7 separate regions of the Homo sapiens genome follow, and all the other regions are linked to region 7. The links are chromatin contacts, found by Hi-C or POLR2A ChIA-PET in ENCODE. All regions are on one chromosome and are shown on one strand. The core of a region is the stretch at or near the end of the contact, and the rest is flanking DNA. Distances in the headings are between cores, read along the strand shown. Region 1 overlaps FGD4 (FYVE, RhoGEF and PH domain containing 4). Region 2 has its middle 23 kb from the start of PKP2. Region 3 overlaps FGD4 (FYVE, RhoGEF and PH domain containing 4). Region 4 overlaps BICD1 (BICD cargo adaptor 1). Region 5 overlaps BICD1 (BICD cargo adaptor 1). Region 6 overlaps FGD4 (FYVE, RhoGEF and PH domain containing 4). Region 7 holds the start of ALG10 (ALG10 alpha-1,2-glucosyltransferase).

Region 1 (3,082 bases), core at 552-3,051, 1.6 Mb after region 7:
TTATAAGTGAGGTAATACATATGTTAATTAGCTCGATCAAAAAATGAAGACACTGGTCAAATCGATCGAATCATTCCACAACGTATTCATATTTTAAAACATGTTGTAGGGCCGGGCGCAGTGGCTCACGCCTGTAATCCCAGCACTTTGGGAGGCCAAGGCAGGCGGATCACGAGGTCAGGAGATCGAGACCATCCTGGCTAACATGGTGAAACCCCGTCTCTACTAAAAAAAACACAGAAAATTAGCTGGGCGTGGTGGCGGGCTCCTATAGTCCCAGCTCCTCAGGAGGCTGAGGCAGGATATTGGCGTGAACCCGGGAGGTGGAGGTTGCAGTTGAGATCGCGCCACTGCACTCCAGCCTGGGTGACAGAGCGAGACTCCATCTCAAAAAAAAAAACACACACAAACAAACAAACAAAAAACATGTTTTAGGTGACTAGTATATAAAATTTGACAATTAAAAAAACAACTAAAAGCATCCTCCTGTGTCCACTTACTTACAGATACATTCACATACCTCTCCTAATTTCAACTGCTCAAGGCAGTTGAAACCTAAAAGCAAGCTTATTGAAGAATCTGCTAAGAGAAGGCTAACATTTTGAATAAAGTACAGTAAGTACAGAGTTTTCAACTTTATCTTAACGGCAGATATTTTTACCTTTGTCATCTTCAGCTGATGTCTTAGGAGTTAACTGTTATCCCAAGTCCGCTCTATGGAAGTGCAGTATTGTTAGATGCTATACCTCTCCAAACCATTTCAATAAGGCAAGTGAGAAGTCAGTATTTTCTAAGATGGGAAGAAATGGTTCAAGAACCATTCCTGGCCAGACGCGGTGGCTCACGCCTATAATCCCAGCACTTTGGGAGGCCCAGGCAGATGGATCACTTGAAGTCAAGAGTTTGAGACCAGACTGGCCAACACAGCGAAACCCAGTCTCTACTAAAACTATAGAAATTACCCGGACATGATGGCGTATGCCTGTAGCCCCAGCTACTCAGGAGGCTGAGGCAGAAGAATCGCTTGAACCCGAGAGTAGAGCCTGCAGTGAGCTGAGATTGCGCCACTGCACTCCAGCCTGGGTGACAGAGCAAGACTCTGTCTCAAAGAAAAGATCCATTCCTGCATAGTCCTACCTACAACACAGGAGACCAATAACAATGTAAAAAAATAATTTTCCCAGTGGCCAAGAATGTTATCAGTGGTATATACAATGTATCAGTGGTATTGTGTGGTATGCAGGGTAAGATGAAATAGTATTCAACATCAATAGCAGGATTATGTCTAGAAAAAATTTTGCTTTTACTAAAAATGAAAAGACACTGGTCAAATGCAAACCATCCAAAGAGTAACAGGGAATTCATATTACATGTTAATATAACATTACTTTCTAAGACTTTAGGAACAAATAAAAACATCTGCTTATGTGAAATCTGCTGGTTTTACTCAATGAATACCACGGATATCCGTGTAGTGAAGCTCTGGTAGTTGCTACATGAGCTTTATCAAACATCTTTAAAAAGGCCTGGGCCAGGCTGCCCAGTAACACATCTGGGTGCGGTTGGACACCTCGCCTCGCTCATCGTATAGGGAGCATAAAGAGCCTCCGTGCTCAGCCACGTGTAGCTGACATGGATTTCCTGAGCAGAGGGCTTTTCTTTCTTTTATGGGTGTCCCAGCTTCTTCAAGACCTTCACTACTCTGCCTCAATGAACAGTCATTTCTGTTTTGAGGTGTAACCTTTTGTTTTCATACCTTCAGCTTGAAGTCATCCTATGTTTTGTAATCAGCCGTCTGGCCAAACGTCTGACCCGAAAGAGAATGTATTTACATTCCTGCTGCATTGTTCAGCAGCCCCTTCATGTTCTGTGTGATTTGTTTTCTTTTTCCCTTTTTTTTTTTTTTTTGACATGGAGTCCCACTCTGTCACCCAGACTGGGGTGCAGTGGTGCAATCTCGGCTCACTGCAAACTTCACCTCCCAGGTTCAAGCAATTCTCCTGCCTTAGCCTCCCACATAGCTGGGACTACAGGCGCCCGCCACCATGCCTGGCTAATTTTAGTAGAGACAGGGTTTCACCATGTTGGCCAGGCTGGTCTCGAACTCCTGATCTCAAGCTATCCACCTGCCTTGGCCTCCCAAATTGCTGGGATTACAGGCATGAGCCACCATGCCTGGCCCCCATTTTTTGTTTTTTATATGCAGGGAAGTAATGGTACTGGTAGTGTAGGTTCACTGTGTGGTTCAAACATGAATTTCCAACACACCAAGCTGCTAATGAGATAGCAGCTTTTTTTCTGGGACCTAGTGTCATAACCAAATTGATTTAAGACCAGACCCAAGACACCTTTAACGATAGGATTAAAGGGAAAAGGGATAGGGAAAAAGCTTATTAAGAAATTTATCAACAGTAAAAGTAAAGCGGGAGAAGCACAACCAGGCGTAACACCAAACTGGTTCAAGGGAGAAACAAGGCTTTGGCATTCTGCTGGCTCCAGTGCTTCCTCTGAAACCTGAGGCTTGCCAATGTGTGGACACTGTGCAGTCTTTTATTGCAGCCATTCAATGCCCACATGTTTTGCCTTCTTGTTTCAGAAAAGCACAAAGTCACAACAAAGTATTTTCTTTCCTTCCAAAGCCTTTTGTCTCCTTGTGCCACTTTTTATCCTTAGGAAAAGATACAGGTGTTCCTGAAAAGAACCATAAATGGAACAGGGGAGGCTGGTCCTGTTGCTGTTGCTGATTAAGTTTTAAACTTTTATTTATTATTTATGTGTGCTGTATTTTAAATAAACATTCTCTCTCCTTCCACTTCCAGTCATAGTGTGCCTGTAGCATTCCAGTCCAACCACATAATTTATTTATTCTAATAGGAGGGCTACACTGTACATCACGGTGTCCAGTGACAACTTGTTCCAGACATTTACAGAAGGAAAATATCCTAGGTAAATGAAATCGTCATTCTGTGTCCTCCCCCGACAGCAGATATGTCCTTCCGTTGAGTGAGGATAACCTTATGTCCACCAAGGGTACTTTGAGAAAGTCCCTAAGGAGCAAGCTTCTGTCCCACTGTTTCAGAGT
Region 2 (2,841 bases), core at 155-2,654, 1.1 Mb after region 7:
ATGTTCAGATTGTAGAAGCATAGGACAGATATAATGAATAAAAGGTAAGTAAAATGACATTTGAGAAACACGAGGAGGAAAAGCAACCAACATTTCTCGGGCATTGAGGAATATGTCCTGTAGTTCCCACACTAGCCTGTGATTAGTGGCTAATCTAGCTGCATTGTCTTCAGCAGAGTGTCCTTAACCAAATCTGTTGGTTCCACCTACACAATGATGGTCCCTGGAACCAACGGTAATCCCATTTCCTCTGTGCGCTTTTCTTTATAATTGATTGTTCTTCCTCTGCATAACTACATATACTTCTCTTGTCTACATGTCCGTTAATAGCCTAACTTCCTCTTCTCTTTTGTTTGTAATTTGGGTGTGTCCATGTTACTTAGCAAATGTATTTCTTAAAAGTTTGTATATCAAATATTTATGAACTTAGTCATAGTATAAATGTACTGGTGAAATTGCCGTTTAAAGACATCTTTGATGAATGCTATTATAAGGTAAAAATCCTGAAAGTAGGCCTGGCACGGTGGTTCACGCCTATAATCCTAGCACTTTAGGAGGCCGAGGCAGGTGGATCACCTGAAGTCAGGAGTTCAAGACCAGCCTGGGCAACATGGTGAACCCCGTCTCTACAAAAAAAACAAAAATTAGCTGGGCGTGGTGGCAGGCACCTGTAATCCCAGTTACTCAGGAGGCCGAGGCAGGAGAATCATTTGAACCCGGGAGGCGGAGTTTGCTGTGAGCCAAGATCACATCATTACACTCCAGCCTGGGCTGGAGTCATGAAGGAAGAGGCCCCATGAATGAGATTAGTGCCCTCATAAAAGAGACTCCAGGCCAGGCATGGTGGCTCACACCTGTAATCCTAGCACTTTGGGAGGCTAAGGCAGGAGGACTGCTTGAGATCAGAAGTTCCAGACCAACCCGGCCAACATAGTGAGACCCCATCTCTATTTTTTCAAAAATAATTAAAAACCAAAAAATTACAATTAACAGAAAGGAGACAACAGATAACTCATGGCCCTATCTGCCCTGTCTGTGAGGAAGCAGGCCCTCACCAGACACCAGTCCTTTGATTTTGGACTTCCCAGCTCCAGAACTGCGAGAAATAAATTGCTTTTCCTTATAAGCCACCCAGTCTATAGTAATTTGTTATAGCAGCCCAAACTAAGACACGAACTTTCCAAACCTACTTTTACTTTTTTTTTTCCTAAGCAAGACATCTTAAGCATTGTTATTCTTTGGATACCTAAGTTTTAGCTCACCGCAGATGGTTATGAAGGGAGTCTCGACCTTCATCACAGACTCATTGAGTTTTCTTGGCATCAGTCTGCAGCATTCTTACTTTTAAGTTCACAGTACTCTCTTTTTATGAGTCATATAACTTTAAATGCACTGACAGTTTCATCATCATTATCATAGTTTTAGCATGTAGAGTTTAGTTTAGGCTCTCTTTGAATTCACTGAAACCACCTGGTCCTAGAAACAACTAAACAAAGGTGTTTATATTGGAAGCACTCAAAAAGATCAAATGTCAGGGTCAAATCCTGTTTGTTGTTTTCTTCATTCTTTTAGCATTTCTGGTGAATGAGGTATGCAAGAACTGAAGAATACATGCTCTAACTGATGGGAAAGAGAAAGAAGGCAAACGACATCTTATTTCAGTCATTTAAAAATCACAAAGTTTCAAATGAAAAGGAGAATCCCCTAAAACCACCACTTGGTGTCACTGCTGTAGCTCAGCCCCCACTTCAGAGGAGAAAAGAAGCCGGTGCCCTCCTAAATCAGTCGCAGGAAAAGAAAAACAAGGGGAATAATGTTATATATTTTCATGGATTTTTTAAAAGGTAATCTTTTATTTTATTTTCTTTTATTTTATTTATTTATTTTATTTTGACTGAGTCTTGCTCTATCACCCAGGCTGGAGTGCAGGGGCGCAATCTCAGCTCACTGCAACCTCTGCCTCCTGGGTCCTGCCTCAGCCTCCTGAGCAGCTGGGATTACAGGCAACCGCCACCACGCCCGGCTGATTTTTGTATTTTTAGTGGAGACAGGGTTTTGCCATGTTGGTCAGGCTGGTCTAGAACTCCTGACCTCAGGTGATCCTCCGGCCTCGGCCTCCCAAAATGCTGGGATTACAGGCATGAGCCACCACACCCGGCTTCAATTTTAAATTGGGTTATTCCATCATGTTTCTTTTTCTTGCTCTGTAGAGAGAGGAGAATTACAAGAAGGGGCTGAACAGATACTACTGGACACAGGCAAACATTTAGGGCCCATTTCTGCCATTCTCAAATGTAGATTTGCATCAAAATTCATCTAAGGATCTTTTTAAACACACAGATCACTGGATTCCACCCTGGAACTAAGAATCAGAGTCACTGGGGTGGGGTACAGGCATTTATATTTTTATAAGTTTCTCAAAGTGATTCTGAATATTAGTGAGGTTGAGAAATCTCTGTTCTACTTTGCCCTACATCTCTCTTAATTTATAATATTAGAGAATGAAAGCTGACCTCTCTGATTCTATAAAACCCAACAATTTTATATTTTCACATCCTCACATGTCACTCAAAATGAAGTTTTGGATGTACACTATCCTTCACTCATCCCTTCTTTCTTTCACCTTCTTTTCTTCATGTCACCTCTTTATTTTTCTCTTCCTTAATTATTATATAGTGTATACTCGCTTCATAACAATAATTATATATTATGCTTTACTTACATGTCTATTTTCTAACTGAAGGAAAACTGAGCTGGCCTCACATCCCTTTGTTATTTGATTCTCTCTTCTATGATGAGCACTATCTTAGTTGCTCATCAGCAGCATTATTCCTCATTAAA
Region 3 (2,730 bases), core at 7-2,506, 1.4 Mb after region 7:
AGAAATCCCATTAAAGTATATACTGAATTCACACCATGATCAGGGTACTGCAAAGCATCAAAGCTATATTAAGACATGGTGTTTGCATTTGAAGCAAACAAGTGACTAAAGGCTTCACAGAGAAGGGAACATTTAATGCAACCTCTGATAAGTACAGGCTCTGAAGAAAAAGACAGACTAGGGAGCGAGCCCAGGAGGAGAAACCTGAGAGAACAGGCCCACAGTAATGAAGCATGAAGTATGTTAAATGAAAGGGACAGAGAGGTTTTCTTGGCAAAAAAAAAAAAATAAGTAGAGGAAAATAGAAGACGTAAAGTAATGGTAATATGGGTAATAATGTCAAGGTGAGTTTAGATTTTTTTCATCTAATGTAGATTTTTGTGCATGACAGTTGTATCATTAGATCTGAGCTCTATTAGATTAATCTACTGCAGTGTGGCTTTAGGGGGACGGGGGAAACTAGTTTGGAAGTTGTTATTATAGACCAGGAAGAAAATAATAAGGGCCTGAAATTGGCATAGAAGCTGAGAGAATAGCTTTCCTTAATAAAGTTTAAGATATTAATTATATAAATTTAAATATCTCATTGGGTTTTCCCAAAATCTATTACGTACATCAAGGAAAGTATTACTGATCCCAAATATTTTACATGAAGAAACTGTGGCTCAGATAATTTAGGAGCGTTTCCTAAGGTCAAGTGACTATAAGCAGCAGACTTAGGATTCTAAACTAGGTTAGTTGATTCCCAATCTACCACTCTTTTCACAACCCATGTCATTTCATCATAATATAGAGAAGACAGACATTGTACAGATAGAATTCAGAGTGTGACTAGACAATAACTACCACTATCACCACCATCGCCACTATCATTTAGTGAGCACTTACTATGCAACAAGCACTACGCTAAGCAATTTGAATACATTATTTCACAGGCAAATGAACACATACAGAGAATGAAGACATGTAACAAATCAAAGATAAAGCTAAGTTGTCAAGCTCTGGTAAATGACAGGATAATGGTGTCACCTAATAAATCCAATACATATCAGAATAATTATCTACTCTATGTAAGGCCTAAAAAGTCAGATGGAAAAATGCTTGGGAGCTAAAAATAGGAAAAGAAAATATTGACTTTGTTTGGATGACAAGATATTCACATGCTCAGCTGTTTGTACCTAGAGTTTGGGAGTAGAGAACTAGACTAGAAACAGCAACCCTAGAGGAACCTGTCTGGCAAGTTAAAGGCATGTGGGAATAGGATATCACTGAAAAGTATGAAAAGAAAGAAGAATGTAGAAGGCAAACTTTGTGCTCTGCCTACATTTCAGAGTTAGCAAAAGAAGCTAGTAAAAATCAAAGCAGGAGCCCAATATTCAGTAAGGTAGGGGAGTGTTTAATTACAAAATAAAAGAATGTTAAAAAAAAAAAGGAGTGAAGGGGATGAGGCAGACCTTCTGGCTACAGCTGAATGAAGAGACTGGCAAATCCTCCCTGTTAAAAGCAGCTGATAGGCCGGGTGCAGTGGCTCCTGCCTGTAATTTTAGCACTTTGGAAAGCCGAGACGGGGGAATCATTTGAGGCCAGGAGTTTGAGACCAGCCTGGCCAACATGGCGAAACCCCGTCTCTACTAAAAGTACAAAAATTAACCAGGTGTAGTGGCATGTACCTGTAATCCCAGTTACTCAGGAAGCTGAGGCACAAGAATCGCTTGAACCCAGGAGGCAGAGGTTACAGTGAGCCGAGATCATACCACTGCACTCCAGCCTGGGTGACAGAGCAAGACTCTAACTCCAAAAAAAAAAAAAAAAAAAGCAGCTATAAAGCTAGATAAAATTGACAAAACAATATTTGCATTTTAGAAATTGATTAAAAGGCATGCAACAACCTGAAATCTGTTTACACTTTAAAAATTGTTGAACTTTGGGTAAGAACGGTGAGAATCTGTGGCATTCTAGCCTGTGGCTGCTCCTGTTCCTCTCCCAGCTCAGTCACTATGAAGGGGCCATCAGGGTGGCACGGACTGTGAGGACTGGCAGCTCCTCTGCTGAGGCTGAAAAGGGCTCATTCATTTGGAGTGGTGGGCAACATACACACCCAACAACATCAGTAGAAGTGAAGATCCCTGAGGTGAGTGAGAGGTGAGAGCCAATAACTCTACTAGCCAGAAGTTGTGGTTGTAGATGTGAAAAATACAGTAATTGAAAAGAAAAATTCACTATAGGTTCAACAGCAGATTTGAGATGACAGAAGAATCAGGGAACTTGAAGAAAGACTAGTAGAAATTATACAATCTGAATAATAGAACAAAGATTGGGAGTATCATTTGAACCCAGGAGTTCAAGGCCAGCCTAGGCAACACAGCAAGACACCATTTCCAAAACAAACAAAAGGAACCCACCAAAATTTGTGTAATGGGAGTAAAAAGATTTTAAAAAAGAGAAAGTGAAAAGGACAGAAAATATTTGAAGAAATAATGGCTGAAAACTTCTGAAAATGATTAAAAAAAAATCAATCTACAAATGCAAAAAGCTCAACCAACCCTAACCAGGACAAATACAAAAAGGTCCACACCCAGACACATCATATTTAAACTGCTGAAAGCCAAAAAACAGAGAACATCTTGAAAGCAGCAAGAGAAAAGTGACTCATCACACGCATGGGAGTATCAATACAATCAATGGCTGGCTTCTCATCTCAAACCACAGAGGACGGAAAGCAGGAGAATG
Region 4 (2,894 bases), core at 384-2,883, 1.7 Mb after region 7:
ATTCTCCTGCCTCAGCCTCCTGAGTAGCTGGGACTACAAGTGCCCGTCACCACGCCTGGCTAATTTTTTTGTATTTTTAGTAGAGACAGGGTTTCACCATGTTAGCTAGGATGATTTCAATCTCCTGACCTTGTGATCCACCCACCTCAGCCTCCCAAAGTGCTGGGATTACAGGCGTGAGCCACCACGCCCAGCCAGAGGTTTTTCTCTTATGTAACAGTATGGAGGTAGACAGGAGGAGATTCCTCATGGAATCTCTGCTCCATGAGGTCATCCAGGAGCCAGGCTCTTCCTCTGTTGTTGTACAGCCTTCTAGTCTAGACCATACTATCTCAGGTGGCTTGCCATTTGATCATGTTCTAAGCGGTGGCACAAAATAAGGAGCACACTGTCTCCCTTTAAGGACATTAAAAGTTACCCACATCACTTGTTATATATCATTGGCTGGTACTAGTCTTATGCCATTTGGCTGCGAGGAGGAGTGAAGAATGTAGCCTTTACTCTGGGCAGCACTGGGCCCAGGAAAAAACTGAGAAATACACCGTCAGAAGGGAACAATGAAAGCTGATGGTAAACCAGCACTCACTGGTCACCGAAACACTGTGGTGCTCTAATAGGATGCAACTCATAAAGACATATGTATAGCAGATGTTTCTAACAATGCCAGTTGTATATGTGAATATGGATAGTGTTATTTCAGTGAAAGAATGTGCTCACCACACTATGGTGTGTGAAATGCATTATGAGGACTGGGCACGGTGGCTCAGGCCTGTAATCTCAGCACCTGTAATCTCAGGCCTGTAATCTCGGTGAATTGCTTGAGCACAGGAGTTTGAGACCAGCCTGGGCAACATAATGAAACCCTCTCTCTACAAAAAATAAGAAAATTAGCCAGGTGTGGTGGCGTGCACCTATAGTCCCAGCTATTCGGGAGGATGAGGTGGGAGGATCACTCGGGCCCAGGGAGGTCAAGGCTGCAGTGAGCCCTGATGGTGTCACTGCACTCCAATCTGGGTGGCAGAGTGAGGCCCTGTCTTGAGGGAAAAAAAAAAAAAAAGAAATACATTATGTACAAAAGATGCCTCTAAGGCAAAAAAAAAAAAAAAAATGGTCATTGGAATTTCAACATGTCCCTGATAGAATTACTCAAAAGAGTCAATATTGGAGACCATTATTTATAATATCCATTATTTAGAATGAAAACTAGAAAGTGCTAATTGTTCTACCATGAATATGCATTTGAATAAATATAACAAAAAATTAACAAATCTATCAATGGCATACTACCAATAACTGTCTTCTAATCAAGTAGGAGTTTCTGGGTTACATATCAACTACATTACTTAAGATTATGAGTACTTCATGGGAGAAAAATTGCACTTTGGGAAAAATGATAACTGGGCACTATAAATAGCATGTTACAAACATGATGGCATGGAAATGAAATATACTTTTCACAACTCCAAGGAGTTATTACCTGGCCTGGGACACCTAATAACTTGACAGGCCCTGGCTATCTACTACCTGCTCAAAGGCATGTGTCCCTGTAGTTTGCATTCTGTACTCTAGTGGGCTCCCCAGGCTGGTGTGTGCTCCCGTGTCCCTTCCACCAATTCAGACATCAAATGATTTAAAGCAGAGATCACAAGGGGTGCCCATAGACCATCGAGCCTATAGATGTGCTTTATTTGGCTTGTAACACGTTATAAAACTTTTGGAATTGATTGCCAATATTTAGAAAACTGATGATTTCACAAACATTTGAAAACTTCTGATTTCTTTTTTAAAAAAATCAAAAGTTCGGGCTGGGCTCAGTGGCTCACGCCTGTAATCCCAGCACTTTGGGAGGCTGAGGCGGGCGGATCACGAGGTCAGGAGATCAAGACCATCCTAGCTAACACAGTGAAACCCCGTCTCTACTAAAAATACAAAAAATTAGTGGGGCGTGGTGGCAGGTGCATGTAGTCCCAGCTACTCAGAAGGCTGAGGCAGGAGAATGGCGTGAACCCAGGAAGCAGAGGTTGCAGTGAGCCGAGATCGCGCCACTGCACTCCAGCCTGGGCGACAGAGCAAGACTCCGTCTAAAAATAAGTAAATAAAAATAAATAAATAATTCAGGCAACACTGGGCCCACCTTCACAGAGCACAAAAATCACCTGTAAGTGAGCACTGGCTGTTCCTTTTCCATCTACTTTTTCTTTTGTTTGTTTGTTTGTGACAGGGTCTTGCTCTGTTGCCCAGGCTAGAGTACAGTGGCTTGATCACAGCTCACTACAGCCTTGATCTCCCAGTCTCAATCAATCCTCCCACCTCAGCCTCCTGGGTAGCTGGGATTGCAGGCGCATACCTCCATGCTTGGCTTTTTTTTTCTTTTTGTAGAGACAAGGTTTTGTACCATGTTGCCCAGGCTGGTCTCAAACTCCTGGACCGAAGCAATCCTTCCACCTCAGCCTCCCGAAGTGCTGGGATTACAGGCGTGAGCCACTGCACTCGGCCTCTACTTTTTGTTTACATCTTGTACTTAATGCTATTTATAAGCTGCTTGTGGTCATTTGAGTTCACTGCTCCTGCCCTGTGACTGACTCTCTCCAACCTTTTCCACCGAGCAAACAACCTTTCCCACACTAAAGCATCCAGTCACCTTTCCTTTATACTTGCTGACTGACTGCATTTCAACTAGGTTGTTACTTCAAGCAAAAACATGCATTTTTTACTTTATCTCTGGTAGTGAAATGAAAGGTTCATTCTCTGATTATAGGAATCTCAATTTGTTAGCCAGGAAGCAGGGGGAAACTGAGGATGAAGTGTGGAGGAAGAGAGGAATCCAGAAACGCATGCTCAACATGATTTACTGCTTTGCAGGTGACTTGGGATGAAGGAGTATGGAAATCAGA
Region 5 (3,074 bases), core at 521-3,020, 1.9 Mb after region 7:
CCTGGCCAACATGGTGAAACCCCACCTCTACTAAAAATAGAAAAATTAGCTGGGCGTAGTGGCGGGCGCCTGTACTCCGAGCTACTCGGGAGGCTGAGGCAGGAGAATCGCTTGAACCCAGGAGGTGGAGGGTGCAGTGAGCCGAGATTGCACCACTGCACTCCAGCCTGGGCGACAGAGCAAGACTCCGCTCAAAAACAAAACAAAACAAAAAGTGTGTCCAAAGGAAGGGCCTCTAAATCAGATTTCTCATGGGGCATTAGAAATATAGAATTTTGTTTTTGCCATATTTTTCATACAATCTTAGCTTAATAACAAAAACACAAATTAGTCACAGGCAGTCATCAGGACAAAAAAAAATCAGAAATATAAATTCTGAATAAGCTATAAACTAGATAACAAGGCCTTGAATAATTCCATTTTCTTAACTTTAAGTTGATATCTAATAAGACAGGAGTGCAACATCGAAACGCTGTCTTGTTTGAATTATAAATCTTCACTTTAAAGCGGCAGATGGAGCGCCTTATGTTCACAGAAAGCAAGCCAAGGGCTCAGAAAAGGTAACCACTCCGCCAAAGGGAAAGACACAAAACAGAAAACATGGCTCTGAACTTATATGCCCTCGAAGGGTTAACAGATGCCTGAATTTGTGAGAATTTTACAGAATTAGAATGGAACTAGTACAAAGTCCTCCAATGTGTTTTCCTTTCTGGGTCATGCAAACACGTACGTTCTACGGAAGATTTCAAGTACAACAAAAAAATCCGGGTTTCCCATCACAGAACCTAAGTCGCCGCATTTCCTCTGGTGTATAACATGTTGTTGATGCAGTTATTGTCCTTTGTTTTTTTTTTAGCTCTGTTTCCTTAAATGCCAAAACTACACACACGAAGTATGTAATACGAACACTGTGACAATGAGGAGATGCAAGTAACATTTTATTCACCTGAAGAAACTAAACCCCAACATTTTGCTTTTTGTCTACAGACACAGTTCCTGTAAACACAGAATCAAATACGGTGCGCGTAGAAAATAAAAAGATCCTCCCACACTATGGCACTTCCTTCAATGGAGGCTACTCGGGAGGCTGAGGCAGCGAATTGCTTGAACCCGGGAGGCGGGGTTGCATTGAGCTGAGATTGCGCCACTGCACTCCAGCCTGGGCGACAGAGCGAGACTCCGTATCAAAAAACAAACAAAACAACAACAACAACAACAAACAAGATGTTGTATTCTTGACATTTAGGCATTTTCTAAAATATTACATTTTTTATAAAATTTCTCTGCCATGGAAAAAAAATCCACCTTTGCCAGAGCAAAGGAAGCCAGTGAAAGAAGTAATTCATTGGGAGTATAATTATAAGCATTTAGCATTGTTTTGAACATGAGAAAAAGGCAAGCTTTCATCTAACAGATTTTCATAATCTCAAGAAATAATTCATCTGCCATTTATTTTCAGGGAAATGTGGTGCTTCTTGGAAGAAGCCCAGAGGATCCTGCTGTTAAACCAAGACCCATGCAGGAAAAAAAAATTATCCACTCCACAATAACATGGCAGGTAACACAAAGGCAGTGGTACTTCTCCAGCCGGGAGAGGCCCCCTCAAAACAGGAACTCCTGCCGGCTGACTTAATTACAGCACAGCAAGGGAATCCACTACAAAGGCAGGAGCCACTGAACAGAGAGCTGCTGAGATCCGTCCTCGGTACACGGACAGATGGTTCTGCTGCTTCTCGGCTGGTATAAGACCTTATAGAAGACTCTGAAAACTGAAACACGCCAACAAGTTTTCTGTTACCAGTATTTTTTTTTTAACTCTGTGCCCAGGCCAGGAGCGGTGGCTCACGCCTGTAATCTCAGCGCTTTGGGAGGCCGAGGCGGGCGGATCGCGAGGTCAGGGGTTTGAGCATCCTGGCCAACATGGTGAAACCCCGTCTTTACTAAAAATACAAAAATCAGCTGGGCGTGGTGGCGCTTGTCTGTAGTCCCAGCTACTTGGGAGGCTAAGGCACGAGGAATCGCTCGAACCCAGGAAGAGGAGGTTGCAGTGAGCCGAGATTGCACCACTGCGCTCCAGCCTGGCGACAGAGCGAGACTCCGTCTCAAACAAACAAATAAACAAAAAAACCCTTTGTGCCCACCGTATGCTAGCGTAAAAGTAATCTGAATTTGAAAGTCAATCAGCAAGTATTTACTGAGCGACGTGTAAGGGATAAGGAAAAGGTCTAAAGCAGCTTATCTAGTTTAGGGACATGGATTAAACTCTGATTTAATTTTAGGGCTTTTGACTTTTTCATCATCACACACAGACACACACAAACACACACACACAAAATTAGAGGAGAGGCCATGAAAGCACTGCCTTGAAAATTCTCAGACAAATTTACAGAAACAGAGTGAGTCCATGTAAGAAACCTGACCTTATACACAGGGACGATGCACTGAAACCTGTTTCACAGCAAAGGGAACTGAAAGTTTCTAAAGCAGTCACCACAGCAGCCACGTGGCTTAGAACACAAAACAGACAGCCCCCTAAATTATGAAGTCATACACACAGCTGCTAAATAACAGCACTGAGTAAACTCTATCTTGTAAAAAATGTTTAAACAAAATGAAAATTTAACTACAAACATTATTTATGGAATTAATATACATGCAAATTTTCTGCATGCAAACTCTACCTTCCTGGTCACTTTGAAGGATATAAATTAATCAAAATCACAAAATTCTTCAATCTTATGTAAGAATGTACAATAATGCCACTGAAGCAATTTAGAACTTACAATGCCCATAGCATAGAATCTATTATATATAGATATCTAATTATATCTATCTAAACACATACATATACAGATGCTCCTCAACTGATGATGAGATTATGTCCTAGTAAACCCATCATAGTTTGAAAAATATCATAAGTCAAAAATACATTTAATACGCCTAACCTATCAAATACAGCTTACTTAGCCTCACCTACCTTAAACATGCTCAAAACACTTACATTAGCCTATATTTGGGCAAAAATCACCTAACACAAAGCCTATTTAAAGTAAAGTGTTGAATAGCTCATGTAA
Region 6 (3,111 bases), core at 250-2,749, 1.5 Mb after region 7:
GAAGGATAAGTAGGATTTCATTAGGCATCAAAAGGAGGGAAAGGATATTATTTCAGGCTTTGTAGCAAGGAAATTGGTGGCAGACTTGCAAACACTGTGGTTTACAGAAGTGTTCATCAGTGCCTGCCAAAAGCCTCAGTGGCTGCATACTGCACTTAGAACGCAATCTCAATTTCACAGAAGGCCTGAAGGCTCTACCCCTCATCTCTTGCCACTTTGCTTTCAAAATATGGTTCCTAAACCATGCTCCCTCTATCAATCACCCAAGGTTTTGAGAAGGAAGTCAAGAAAAAATGTTTTCATAAATTTCCACAGGAACCTATTATTTTTTCCAACTTTGAAATAACCATGCAGCTTCCAGAAAAGGCTCCTCTGAGACTTCAAGAAAATAAAACGTTAGTTCTGCCCCTGCCAGGTCACACAAAGGATAAAGTACAGTCAGTTACTTGCTACTAACTTGAGAGAGAAGAAGGAAGGCTTTCATTTCTCTATTTTTTGATGAGCTGCCTGATCCAAATTTCTTCTAATTATCATCTTCCTTCCCCCAAGACCCTAACGCACAGCTTGCTGGGGTAACAGCAGCAACTTGGGCCTTTTGTGTTGGCCCGAATATTCTTAAAGGCCAAATTCAGAATGTGGAAAGAAAAGATACCCTAAATATAACGAGGATCTTCCTGTCTTTTGCAAATCATCCACTCTACGTATCCACCCCCACCCACAACAGATAATGATAATCTTACACATGCAGTTTCTTTTTTAATACAATCTCAGAAGTATATTACAGTAATAATATTCCAAAGAAAAAAGAATATTAGTAGATGCAAATTTAGTCAGCTTTTAAATATCTTTGTAAGTTACTGAATTTGTGGTAGGAAATAAGGTCAAAGATAAAAAGGGAACTAATTTTTTAAAAAACAGCTCATTTCCATCATATGCACGTTTAAATGGGTACTAAATAAATTATAAATTTATTTGCTTGGAATTTTCTAATTATTATTTTGGCAATCTATATATTGTCAACTTTAGTAATCATGTTGAAACAAACAGGTCTTCGGTACTATGCTAAGGATTATAAAATACCTATATAGCCTTTAAGACACAACAGTTCATCAGTAGTGGAACTTAAATAATCTCGTATTAGTAAACAGTTCACTGTTCATGGAGTATGGCTTATCTTCATCCTCTGCACAGGATAGCAGAGGCAAATGTTATTTGCCACAAATGGGTAAGGATTCGAGTTTAAAACAGCAGAAATTAGAGTAACCTATGGCAAACTAGAAAACAATATTTTTTAAAGTAAATGCTAAAACTCAAAAACATTTAAAATCCCTTCTAAAGATGTTGTATTTGTTTATTTACAAAGAATTACTGAGCCCCATATGGGACTCAATATAGTATACAGGACACATTGTTAGGGACTTGGGAATGTTTTTTATAAAGTCCTGCCCATCAGTTCAGCCACACCAGCTTTTTCAGTTCCTGTGACGTTAAGGTCTCTACATATGACTAAGTCTAATTATTCCCTGTGGGTTGTTTCCTTTGAACATTTCTTCACAAACGTAATTAAATATTCATGCAATGTCCTTTTTTTTTTTTTTTTTTGAGACGGAGTCTCGCCGTCGCCAGGCTGGAGTGCAGTGGTGCGATCTTGGCTCACTGTAACCTCCGATTCCCTGGTTCAAGCAATTCTCCTGCCTCAGCCTCCCGAGTAGCTGGAATTAGAGGCATGCCAGCTAATTTTTGTATTTTTAGTAGAGACAGGGTTTTGCCACGTTGGCCAGGATGGTCTCGATCTCCTGACCTCGTGATCCACCCGCCTCGGACTCCCAAAGTGCTGGGATTACAGGTGTGAACCACCGCGCCCAGCCTGCAATGTCCTTTTTTCTAGAGGACAGGGACCCTGTCTGTCCTGTTCATTATTATGGCTCCCATGCACATTGTTTTCAAACACTTTATACAGTCTCATTAAATAGTTCCTTCTCGAGGAACCAAAGGGAGAGCAAACAAGTAAAATAGTAATTGACAAGTTTGGCTGAGGCTCTGTGACTGCTGGAGGTACAGAGCGGAGGGTAAGAGAAGGCTTTCTAGAATACTTTATCTCTAAACTTCTTGAGGGCACATCCCTATCAGAATAAATCCTGGGCATGCATCCCCTAGTATGCATATTCGCACACAATGTAGGTAAGAGTTAGATACAAGCATTCCTGTATTAAGATACACACTTTAAAACACAAAAATAGGCCAGGCGCGGTGGCTCATGCCTGTAATCCCAGCACTTTGGGAGGCCGAGGCGGGTGGATCACGAGGTCAGGAGATCGAGACCATCCTGGCTAACACGGTGAAACCCTATCTCTACTAAAAATACAAAAAAATTAGCCAGGCGTGGTGGTGGGCACCTGTCATCCCAGCTACTCAGGAGGCTGAGGGAGGAGAATGGCGTGAAACCGGGAAGCAGAGCTTGCAGTGAGCCAAGATTGCACCACTGCACTCCAGCCTGGGCGACAGAGCGAGACTCCATCTCTAAAAAAAAAAAACAAAAAACAAAAAAACCCACAATAGAACTTAAAATAGGGCAAGGTAGAGGTAAAAATACTATTGTTAAGAGAACAATGTGACTGAATCTGCTTGTTTTTAAAAAATCTTTTAAGGTAAATGCTAAAACTCAAAAACATTTAAAATCTCTTTAAAGCTCTTGTATTCGTTTATTTAAAAAGAAATTGTAAAATATTTCACAATACAGCAATTTGGAAGAGTAAATCTATCTCAGTTTACTTCCATACTTAGTTTCAATGACTGCCATGAAGAGAGATTCATCGTCCTAAAGGGAAGAAGTCTATCACTGGATGCACTTACTAAGTCACAATACCTATTTTTAAATACCATCTACCAGTTATACAAAGGTTTTTCTCAAAATTATTCTGGCAAATTTCCATCTATAGTAATATCTCAGAAGATATTACATTATTTTTCAAAACTTACTCTAAAACATACTAAAACTATTCAAAGATTTTTTATTTTATTTTATTTTGAGATGGAGTCTTGCTCTGTCACCCAGACTGGAGTGCAGTGGCATGATCTCAGCTCACTGTAGCCTCTGCCTCCTGGGTTCAA
Region 7 (3,113 bases), core at 137-2,636:
TCTCCAGCAACAATCAGAAATTTTGAGAAGTTATTCTATGACAAGATTAAGTAAGTCCTTGGCAGAACAGGATTCGTTTTTCTTATTTTTTGCCCCCGGACCAGCTTAGTGATGGTTCAGGTAGCAGCAACCAATAAACAACAACAACTTAAAATCTATTTCTATTTTCCAAGAAATGTTCTTTAAAAGCCTTTATTTTGATAAATAAACTGCAAATGTTCCAGTTTTTAAAAGCATGGAAACATTGTTTGGGACTCTTAAGTTTAGGAAAACATTTGGACCACAGGCTCCATGATGACAGCTAACATAAACTGAGACAGAAATTGTTGCCAAACCCTCTGTATTAACGTTACAATATGCCCTATAGTAAAGATTATTGTCATTTTGCAGATGAGTAACCTGAATTTCTGAAACTCAGAACATCTCCAAGATCACAAAACTAGTAAATCACAGCACCAAGATTTAAGATCAGATCTTTCTCTAAAACAGACTTTATATTTCTAGCCAGTACCCTATATTGTGTCACCAGAGAAGCAGGGGATGCTTATTTTGATATTTATATGTACATACTTGCACAGTCAAATATATACTCAAAAATGATGTGACTTGACTGGTTGCCAGTTTATCCAGTTAACAGTTCACTAAAAATACCCAGGGAAGGAATTTGTGATTATAAATTGTCACTTTTTGGTAGCTGAAGATCCCTCCAGTCCACCCTATCCCACCCCTAAAATGCACAGTGAGGTGCTTGACAGGTGAGCTAAAGGAAAGTTTTCTGGTATTTCCAAGGAGCACCCGAATGCCTTTAATCCTAAAACAAGGAAAGACAAAGTGGGATCGATATCGTCAGCTGCCAAGAGGAGGGCTCAGTTCCCCGTTGAGTATTCTCCCAGATCACTCCTTCCTGGAGGACAGATCTGCTGTTTATTCATTCATTTAATAAATATTTCACAGATCTCAGAGACAGGAACAAAAGACTATACCCAGTTTCTTTCATGTTCTGAGGCTTGAGGGGGTGGAACAGGACGAGTGAAGTCTAAGGATGGGAGGACGTGGGGACGCTGGGACCTCTCAGGCCTCTCCTGGGGTGGGGACAGGTTGGGGACCCCACCTGGGAAAGGGAGAAATGGCCCTCACAGTAGCGCTGCGCCTGAGGCAGGTGGAAGATCTCGTCCATGTAGGGCTCTCGCAACGCCCGGCTGAAGGCGGAGAAGAGGAGGCAGGATACTAAAAAGGTACAGCTCAAGGCGGCCGAGAAATAGTAACCTTCCAGCTGCGCCATTCCAGCTCCCACAGCCACTGCCCAAGAACCTACTCCTGGAAAATTCTGAGCCTGGAAACCCGAGCTGGAAACTTGGGCTCGAAATGGGCGCGCTAGGCGGGACTAGCCAGACGGGGCCACATACCGGAAGGCAAAGGATGCTGGGAGAGCGCGGATCCGGAAAGATCGGGTCGCTGTTTCCCGGAGTGACGGGTTTAGATAACGGACCGGATGATTACCCTCTCAATCGCATTGCCCGGGGCGCACAAAGTGTCAAAACTTCCGGAAGGGGCGGGTCTCGGATTTCGCCAGCGCGGGAGGTGCGTGGCTTGCTGCTTAGAAAAAAAAAAAAAAAAAAAAAAAAAAAAAAGCCGCTTCTTAGCTTGGATCTTTTTTCCTGCTCACTTCCATCACTTACCAGAAGGTGGCGACGTTTCCCCACGTTTCCAATTCCAAGCCCTAAAATGGACACATTTTTTCCCCCGTTATTTCTGTTATTTCTCTCCAGTGATCCGAATTAATTAAACCCTCAATTCCAAGACATTTCATTCCATCAACTTTGGAGTGTAGGAAGGGTGCGTTGGTTGTGATAGCAAAGACTGAGAGTTTTAGATGAAAACTTGAAGAACCAGAGACCCGTCAATGCCGAATGAACTTCAGTGAGAGGAGTGTTTGTTCGTTTGTTTGTTTAGGTTAAAAGAGAACTCTTTCAAAATGTGGATGCTCTCAGAGGATTTAGTTAAATTGACATTCCTAGTGCACTTTCATAGTCATATTACCCTGTAGGATTTGGAAAATACATATATATTTTAGAATTCGGGATGTTTTAGGTGTGCCTGTAAATTTGGTTGTTAATATCTGTAAGGCAGCCTTCTGTTTTTCCTACTAAATCATAAGCGTGAACATCTTAGTGGGTGGCATTATACATCCTTTATGTTTGTAGTCCCCAAAATGGCTTTCACACAGTAGGCACTTAAATTTGTGGACTTTTATAGGCTGTGTAGACATCATCAAATTCCTGTATTCTGGGATTAGGTGCTGGGGGCAGGAGATGAGGTAAATAATTTGAAGAATGCCGAAGATAAATTATGTGTTGTAATTTTGTCTTGAGCATGGTTGGCCATGTTTTGTAGAAAAACTATTTCTCAGGTAACCTCAATCAGGTTGCCTTTGGCAGGAATATATCAGAATTTAGGCGGGATTTAAGGTTGCAAACCTCAGAGTTCTCAATTGAGCTCTTTTTCTGGGTTAAAACTAATTCAGTATTTCTAAACTTAAGAAAGTTTCTTAAATTAAGCTGACTGCCTTTCCATTCTGTCTCTGCCTGTTTCCTCAATGATAAGAGGAAGTAGTGGTGAATGAGGGCTGGGATGGGAACATTTACATTACTGGAATAAAGTCATGTGAGGATCCTACTCTGATGTGATGCTTAGCTTTGTTTTAACCATTATCTCCCATTTTATTGTTGAGTCCATGCTGTACTTATCTGTTTAAGTCACTTGTAACACATCTCCAGATGATTCAGTCTTCAAGAGGTTGATGTGATCTACAAGTAATTAGCTCCTGACCTGTTGACCTGCTAAATCGTGTTATATATACTCTGCAGCTTACTGACCCACCCTAGAAATAGTGGGTCGTTTTTAAAGGGAGTAGAACAAGACTAGACATTTATGCTCTCCATTTTTCTTCATAACAATTGCCACCAATAGTTTATGTTAAACATTTGACTCCTATACATGCTGCACACATCCCTTTACATAAAATGGAAAGTTTCAAGGAAATATGGGGTTCTAGAATGGGTAGGGATCTTTATTAATAATCTACTTGACTTCATGTTATAAAAGAAGTTGGT

The links. A loop is a pair of places that touch in the nucleus more often than their neighbours do. ChIA-PET counts read pairs that join two places held with the same protein, here RNA polymerase II (POLR2A). Pooled maps may share reads with other maps.
Region 1: POLR2A ChIA-PET joins it to region 7 with 11 read pairs in BJ. The contact joins the enhancer-like site here to the promoter of ALG10 in region 7. POLR2A ChIA-PET finds 5 or more read pairs at or near these places in 3 of 52 experiments (BJ, CD8-positive, alpha-beta memory T cell and GM12878).
Region 2: a loop to region 7 is called in a map of endothelial cell of umbilical vein, with 9 times the contacts of the local background. The contact joins the enhancer-like site here to the promoter of ALG10 in region 7. A Hi-C loop is called at or near these places in 3 of 168 maps with a recorded cell type or tissue (GM12878, MCF 10A and endothelial cell of umbilical vein), 23 of 37 single-sample maps with no recorded cell type and 13 of 50 pooled maps. POLR2A ChIA-PET finds 5 or more read pairs at or near these places in 5 of 52 experiments (Caco-2, H1, HepG2 and 2 more).
Region 3: a loop to region 7 is called in a map of naive thymus-derived CD4-positive, alpha-beta T cell, with 6 times the contacts of the local background. The contact joins the enhancer-like site here to the promoter of ALG10 in region 7. A Hi-C loop is called at or near these places in 1 of 168 maps with a recorded cell type or tissue (naive thymus-derived CD4-positive, alpha-beta T cell) and 7 of 50 pooled maps. POLR2A ChIA-PET finds 5 or more read pairs at or near these places in 1 of 52 experiments (Caco-2).
Region 4: a loop to region 7 is called in a map of CD4-positive, alpha-beta memory T cell, with 6 times the contacts of the local background. The contact joins the enhancer-like site here to the promoter of ALG10 in region 7. A Hi-C loop is called at or near these places in 2 of 168 maps with a recorded cell type or tissue (B cell and CD4-positive, alpha-beta memory T cell) and 6 of 50 pooled maps. POLR2A ChIA-PET finds 5 or more read pairs at or near these places in 2 of 52 experiments (A673 and activated T-cell).
Region 5: a pooled map shows a loop between it and region 7 (6-fold over the local background). The contact joins the enhancer-like site here to the promoter of ALG10 in region 7. A Hi-C loop is called at or near these places in 1 of 37 single-sample maps with no recorded cell type and 5 of 50 pooled maps. POLR2A ChIA-PET finds 5 or more read pairs at or near these places in 3 of 52 experiments (A673, OCI-LY7 and activated CD8-positive, alpha-beta memory T cell).
Region 6: a pooled map shows a loop between it and region 7 (2.7-fold over the local background). The contact joins the enhancer-like site here to the promoter of ALG10 in region 7. A Hi-C loop is called at or near these places in 1 of 168 maps with a recorded cell type or tissue (gastrocnemius medialis) and 4 of 50 pooled maps. POLR2A ChIA-PET finds 5 or more read pairs at or near these places in 3 of 52 experiments (AG04449, BJ and naive thymus-derived CD4-positive, alpha-beta T cell).

Annotation. Positions count from the first base shown.
Region 1 is chr12:32,435,935-32,439,016 of GRCh38, reverse strand. The region is part of intron 1 of FGD4 (FYVE, RhoGEF and PH domain containing 4); the gene reads right to left. Among named protein-coding and RNA genes, the nearest start is that of FGD4, 38 kb to the right of the region's middle. RefSeq lists an enhancer at 1,093-1,592. Within about 2 kb of position 1,801, at least 2 of the 41 ENCODE cell types and tissues checked have a DNase peak (open chromatin) inside an H3K27ac peak, as active enhancers do.
Region 2 is chr12:32,918,199-32,921,039 of GRCh38, reverse strand. No RefSeq gene overlaps it. Among named protein-coding and RNA genes, the nearest start is that of PKP2, 23 kb to the right of the region's middle. Within about 2 kb of position 1,404, at least 4 of the 41 ENCODE cell types and tissues checked have a DNase peak (open chromatin) inside an H3K27ac peak, as active enhancers do; they include PC-3 and endothelial cell of umbilical vein, where a contact is called at or near this core.
Region 3 is chr12:32,604,022-32,606,751 of GRCh38, reverse strand. All of the region lies in intron 7 of FGD4 (FYVE, RhoGEF and PH domain containing 4), which reads right to left. Among named protein-coding and RNA genes, the nearest start is that of DNM1L, 74 kb to the left of the region's middle. Within about 2 kb of position 1,256, at least 4 of the 41 ENCODE cell types and tissues checked have a DNase peak (open chromatin) inside an H3K27ac peak, as active enhancers do.
Region 4 is chr12:32,301,095-32,303,988 of GRCh38, reverse strand. All of the region lies in intron 3 of BICD1 (BICD cargo adaptor 1), which reads right to left. Among named protein-coding and RNA genes, the nearest start is that of FGD4, 97 kb to the left of the region's middle. Within about 2 kb of position 1,633, at least 4 of the 41 ENCODE cell types and tissues checked have a DNase peak (open chromatin) inside an H3K27ac peak, as active enhancers do; they include B cell, where a contact is called at or near this core.
Region 5 is chr12:32,138,612-32,141,685 of GRCh38, reverse strand. The region is part of intron 1 of BICD1 (BICD cargo adaptor 1); the gene reads right to left. Among named protein-coding and RNA genes, the nearest start is that of BICD1-AS1, 33 kb to the right of the region's middle. RefSeq lists an enhancer at 1,691-1,740. Within about 2 kb of position 1,770, at least 11 of the 41 ENCODE cell types and tissues checked have a DNase peak (open chromatin) inside an H3K27ac peak, as active enhancers do; they include A673 and OCI-LY7, where a contact is called at or near this core.
Region 6 is chr12:32,519,864-32,522,974 of GRCh38, reverse strand. All of the region lies in intron 1 of FGD4 (FYVE, RhoGEF and PH domain containing 4), which reads right to left. Among named protein-coding and RNA genes, the nearest start is that of FGD4, 120 kb to the right of the region's middle. Within about 2 kb of position 1,499, at least 4 of the 41 ENCODE cell types and tissues checked have a DNase peak (open chromatin) inside an H3K27ac peak, as active enhancers do.
Region 7 is chr12:34,020,769-34,023,881 of GRCh38, reverse strand. ALG10 (ALG10 alpha-1,2-glucosyltransferase) reads right to left here and starts at 1,386. Exons shown (of 3, transcript NM_032834.4): 1 at 1,112-1,386. The coding sequence starts at 1,282. RefSeq lists silencers at 1,380-1,566, 1,480-1,629.